Regions from separate parts of the Homo sapiens genome. Here region 1 is linked to region 2. Evidence: read pairs that join two places in POLR2A ChIA-PET (ENCODE). Cell type or tissue: GM12878. All regions are shown on one strand. Links, peaks and the distances in the headings refer to the core of each region. The heading gives the core; the rest is flanking DNA. Region 1 overlaps ARHGAP21 (Rho GTPase activating protein 21). Region 2 overlaps PRTFDC1 (phosphoribosyl transferase domain containing 1).

Region 1 (2,916 bases), core at 249-2,748, 180 kb before region 2:
AAGATCCACCTGTGGAAAACCAGCCATCTGTGCATTTTGGCAATGCCCGTTGTGTCCCTGCACATATTAGTGTCTCTGCTCATCCCATATGCACCCTGCCCACCAGCAAGGTTTCCCTGTGCCATTTCCAGCTGATGTCTTATACACAAGGTGATGAGTGTGGAAGTGCGCCGCAAGCACGTGCAGAGAGAGCACTCACACAGCACACCCACAACGCTACAGAGAGGCTGGCCTGGAGGTCAAGCCAGGAAAAAAGCCAATTTAAAGTATTACACCTAGGCAAGGCAAAACCCTCGGAGTTCTCAGCCTAAAGTCCAATTTCCAGGCTCCCTAACTGATTAAAATAATAAGAATTAAAGATGGTTTCGATTTTTCCATTTATGTTAACAATGAAATATAAAACATGAAAAATTGAGGCTTTTCTTTATGATTAGGTATTCTGGATTAATTTAGGATCTTATCCAGTGGTTGCAAAAAAGAAGTACCATTTAGCCACTTAGAATTTTTCTACATAATTATTTAAATAATATGGTAAGTGGTAACACCATAATACTTTGCATTTGTCCTAATTTTTAAAAGGATGATACAATGTAAAGTAATATTTAAAGAAAAACAAATTAAGTACCTCTCAAAAATAACCTTTAACTCTCTTTTGGCCATTGAAGGCAGAGCTTTAATGTGTGGAAGAATCACCTGACGATCTTGTTAAACTGCAAATTCTGATTCCCTAAAGTCTAGAGTGAGACCAGAACATCCGCATTTCTTACAAGCTTCCCGGAGTGTAGATACTGCTGGTCAGTTCATAGACCACACTTAAAGTAGCAAGAATTTAAGGTACCTTAAGTGTCAAAAGGCCTATTTCCAATTTCCTAGCTTATCAACGTAAAGCCTCCGTCTACTGGTGTTAGAAGCAGCTGCTGATTTTAACAGCTCTAAGGAACAGAGAACTAGGACACAATTTAACAAAACAGGAGGAGCGGAGGAGGAAGACAAGAGGAAGGAGCTTCAGGGAGAAAGCAGTAAAAATTAAAAAAAAAAATGCTCTATGCAGCCTCTCTTTCCCTCTTCCATTTGGTTTCCCCAGGGAGAGAGGGAACTTCACTAAGCTTGAGGCCTCTTTGGTGTGGGTATCTCCTTGTCGTTTCCAGTTCGAAGGATCCAATCTAGGATTCCTCCGGCTCTTCTTTCCTGAAATGGACTTATACAAAATGAGATTTCCATTAAATAATAAAAATTTCCAATCATTTTACAACCTTCTTTCAAAGAAAAAAAAAAGTGCCTTCTTTAATGGCATGATTGTTTTTCCCTTTGTAATATCTTAAATTGGAACAGAACATTTCTCTGAGAAGGGAACATGTGAATAGAACCCTAAAGAAAGCAAAGCAGCAGGCTATGCAGAGATCTGAAATGAAAGTATTTCAGGAAGTGGGAACGGTGAGTGCAAAGGCCCTGAGATGAACAGCAAAGGAGGCCAGTGTGGTTAGAGAAGAATGACTAGGGTTTGAAAAGGAAGTAGAAACAGGGTACTGGAGATAATGAAAGAAGGGAACAAAATCTCTTCAGGCCCTTGGCTTTTATGCTAATATGGGCAGCCTCTGGTGGACTCTGGTAGAATACCATGTTCATGTTCTGATGTTTAAAATGATCATACTCGATGCTGAGCTGAAAACAGACCGCAGGCTGTATACAAGTATCTACAGAAGTGATAATGCCAGGATCTCCCATGCTTGATGCTCCCCAGTATTCCTTCTGAGTTCCCTATGTATGTGGCTGTGTAATAACAGCTGTCATTGGACTTGAAGGAAACCAAGAACTGGGATTATGTGATATGCCATATATATGAAACCTTAATGCACAACTTCTTGTATCTGGCTCCATTATTACCAAACATTCAACCCCTATTTCTAAACACTGATTAGAACATTTGAAATTTATCACACACCTTGGTGAGGGGGAGAAAATACTTCCGGTTCTTTTTTTTTTTTTTTTTTTTTGAGACGGAGTCTTGCTCTGTCGTCCAGTCTGGAGTGCAGTGGCGCGATCTCGGCTCACTGCAAGTTCCATTTCCCGGGTTCACGCCATTCTCCTGCCTCAGCCTTCTGAGTAGCTGGGACTACAGGCACCCGCCATCACGCCTGGCTAATTTTTTTGTATTTTTAGTAGAGACGGGGTTTCACCGTGTTAGCCAGGATGGTCTCGATCTCCTGACCTCGTGATCCGCCTGCCTCAGCCTCCCAAAGTGCTAGGATTACAGGCGTGAGCCACCACGCCTGGCCAATACCTCCATTCTTAATTGTGGTATGGGAATAACCAGTATTGTAATCTACAACTTTTTAAAATTCACTCATCTGTCAAGAAGCCCAAGAACAATCACCTCTCTAAGATCTTCAGAATACAAAAAATGTATTGTTTTAAGGTTTTTTTTTTGGTTTTTTGTTTTTTGGTTTTTTGAGACAAGGTCTTGCTCTGTCACCCAGGCTGGAGTGCAGTGGCAGAATCTCGGTTCACTGCAACCTCCACTTCCCCGGCTCAAGCAATTGCCCCACCTCAGCCTCCCAAATATCTGGGACTACAGGTGTGCACTACTATACTCAGCTAATTGTTTTGTAAAGATGAGGTCTCACTATATTGCCCAGGCTGTTATTAAAGTTATATCCTAAAAATAGTGTCACTATGACCCAGTAATTTCACCTCTAAGACTGTATCCTATGAAAATAATCCTGAACAGGAAACAGTTTAAAACACAAAGATATTCACCACACATTATAAGAGCAGAACACTGGAAGCAATTTAAATGTTCAACAGATAAATGGTTTCAATATATATACACACACACATAATACATAGTTTATATTATAGTGTATAATATTATACACTGTACTTTACACTCTATATTATATAGGCATTGAAAATGAT
Region 2 (2,916 bases), core at 195-2,694:
TTGTCTATTTCCAACACCCAAATCATATTGTTATAATTCTCATAGTTTTTTTTTTTTTTTTTTTTTTTTTAAGAGACAGGGTCTTGTTCTGTCATCCAGGCTGGAGCGCAGTGATGTAATCATAGCTCATTGCACCCTCGAACTCCTGGCTGCCAGCAATCCTCCTGCCTTGGCTTCCCAAAGTGCTAGGATTATAGGTGTAAGCCACCACGCCTGGACTTATCAGAGCTTTTTAGTATGTTTTAATACTTGATAGGGCAAGTCTACTTTTTGTTCTTTTTAAAAATTGCCTTGAGGCTGAGGGTGGTGGCTCATGCCTGCAGAGGCAGGCACTTTGGGAGGCTGAGGCAGGAGGATTGCTTGAGCCCAGGAGTTTGAGACCAGCCTGAGCAACATAGTGAGACCAACGTTTCTACCAAAACAAAACAAAACAAAAAACCCAACAAACCCAAAACTGTCTTGGTTACTTTTGTACATTTTTTTTTTCCTGTCTGGTAGATTGTACAAAGATTAACTGAATTAATGCATGTGGAACATTTAGAACAGAACCTGGCACATGTTTAGCATTCAGTAAATGCTAGACAGGATTAATTTCTTTTTAAAAAATTTTATGGCCAAGGGCGGTGGCTCACAACTGTAATCCCAGCACTTTGGGAGGCCGAGGCAGGCGGATCACGAGGTCAGGAGTTCAAGCCCAGCCTGACCAATATGGTGAAACCCCATGTCTACTAAAAATACAAAAATTAGCCAGGTATGTTGGTGCACACCTATAGTCCCAGCTACTCGGGAGGCTGAGGCAGGAGAATCGCTTGAACCTGGAAGGTGGAGGTTGCAGTGAGCCGAGGTCATGTCACTGTACTCCAGCCTGTGTGACAGAGCGAGACTCCATCTCAAAAAAAAAATTTATTATTATTTATTTTACTTTTTTATAGAGATGAAGTCTCACTGTATTGCCCAGGCTGGTCTCGAACTCCTGGCCCCAAGCAAACCTCCCACCTCAGTCTCCCAATTTCTTTTTCTTCTTTCCCCCAACCCCCCGCCCCCCGACTCAGCCCCTGAGGAAATGGCTACTCAGTCCTCCACTGGTACACTGGAGTCTAGGGCTCCCCTGGTTTAAACACTCCAGAAAAATAAGCCTTTTATTTCCCACTGGGATGGTGAAGGAAACTTAGAGGTTCAGCTTCTCCATTCAAAGGCTTTCAACCAACCTTGTTGTTTTTATTCCATTCCTTCCTTACTCCACCTTCTAAAAACCTACTCCTGAACCTTTCAGGAATTTGTGGCACGACCCCCCTACTTCTCAGTGATAGTCCCCTCCACAGGCATTTTGATGTTCACTTTCTCTATTAGGCTGAGTCAGTGCTCTTCCTTAATCAGGCACATACCACCATGCCCGACTAATTTTTTTTTTCCAGTAGAGATTGGGTCTCACTATTTTGGTCAAGCTGGTCTCAAACAACTGGGCTACAGTGATCCTCCTGCCTCAGCCTCCCAATCGTTGGGATTATGGCCGTGAGCCATCCCACCAGGCCTAACCATGATATTTTTCTAATGGTTCAAAATCATCCTATATTTCTTGGATTGATGTTTGTGTGTTTTTAATGAACGTCGCTGGTTTGAAGATAGATGAACAATCCCAAATAAAATATTATAAGTCAGATTGGTCCATTGTTTTATTTTCTTTTGCTACCTTTGTGTATTTTTAAAGCAAAGTTATGCTAGCTTCATGTAATAAGTTGGTTTTTCTATGCACTAGAAGATTCTGTATATAAATGGATTTAGCTGTTTCACTAATGTTCAGTAGAGCTCAGAAATAGTTTCATTTTATTTTATTTTTGAGACAGAGTCTTGCTCTGTTGCACAGGCTGGAGTGCAGTGGTACAATTTCAGCTCACTGCAACCTCCACCTCCCCAGTTCAAGCGATTCTCCCACTTCACCCTCCTGAGTAGCTGGGATTACAGGTATGTGCCACCATGACGGGCTAATTTTTGTATTTTTAGTAGAGATGGCGTTTCGCCATGTTGGTCAGGCTGGTCTTGAACTCCTGGCCTCAAGCAGTCTGCCTGCCTCAGCCTCCCAAAGTGCTGGGATTACATGCATGAGCCACTGTGCCTGGCCAGAATAGGTATTATTTGATCTCCAATTTGCAAATGAAGAAACAGAGACAATAAGAGTTTAAGAAACTTTCCCAAAGAGAGCTGGGTGTGGTGGCTCACGCCTGTAATCCCAGCACTTTGGGAGGCCGAGGCAGGTGGATTACTTGAGGTTAAGACCAGCCTGGCCAACCTGGTGAAACCCCATCTCTACTAAAAATACAAAAAGTAGCCTGGCGTGGTGGCGAGTGCCTGCAATTCCAGCTACTCAGGAGGCTGAGGTGGGAGAATCGCTTGAACCTGGGAGGTGGAGGTTGTGGTGAGCCAAGATTGCACCACTGCACTCCAGCCTGGGCAACAGAGCAAGACTGTATTAAAAAAAAAAAGAAAGAAACTTTCCCAAAGAGGTGCTGCTGGTAAGCGAATGAGCCCAGTTCAATCCTAGATTCGCCTGACTGCACAACATTCTTGTGTAGCACCTGACCCTCACCAGTATTCCTGGAGGGAAGAAGCACATAGTGGGTCCTCCCTGGAGAGGAACACCAAGGGGTGCAGGATCTGGCTGCATCAGTGAAGTCAGAGGCATAAGTTGAAATGGACAGGAGAAATCAACATCTCCGTAGGAATGCTGGTGGCAGAGGATGTGTGGATTTACTTAAATACAAAAGGAAACCTCTGACCTTTAGTCATGCATCTTTGGAAAAACCATTTTGGAAATATTAGGTGACCTGGGCTCTAGGTACTACATAGAGCACGCCAGATAGCGCAGCAGGGGAGACGATTCCTCACCAAACAGACAATTTGGACTGCTTTGAGAACATT

The links. ChIA-PET counts read pairs that join two places held together with the same protein. Peaks named below come from ENCODE experiments on the same cell type or tissue, not always from the same donor. Only the 100,000 strongest peaks of a DNase experiment are listed, where the experiment ranks them.
Region 1: POLR2A ChIA-PET joins it to region 2 with 5 read pairs; 4 of 35 experiments call an interaction of 5 or more read pairs at or near these places.

The regions. Positions count from the first base shown.
Region 1 is chr10:24,700,155-24,703,070 of GRCh38, forward strand. The region is part of intron 2 of ARHGAP21 (Rho GTPase activating protein 21); the gene reads right to left. Among named protein-coding and RNA genes, the nearest start is that of ARHGAP21, 22 kb to the right of the region's middle. In GM12878, for the core only: no CTCF peak of the experiment used is centred there; a DNase peak (open chromatin) is centred at 1,467; H3K4me3 peaks cover 603 bases.
Region 2 is chr10:24,875,802-24,878,717 of GRCh38, forward strand. The region is part of intron 3 of PRTFDC1 (phosphoribosyl transferase domain containing 1); the gene reads right to left. Among named protein-coding and RNA genes, the nearest start is that of PRTFDC1, 75 kb to the right of the region's middle. In GM12878, for the core only: no CTCF peak of the experiment used is centred there; no DNase peak of the experiment used is centred there.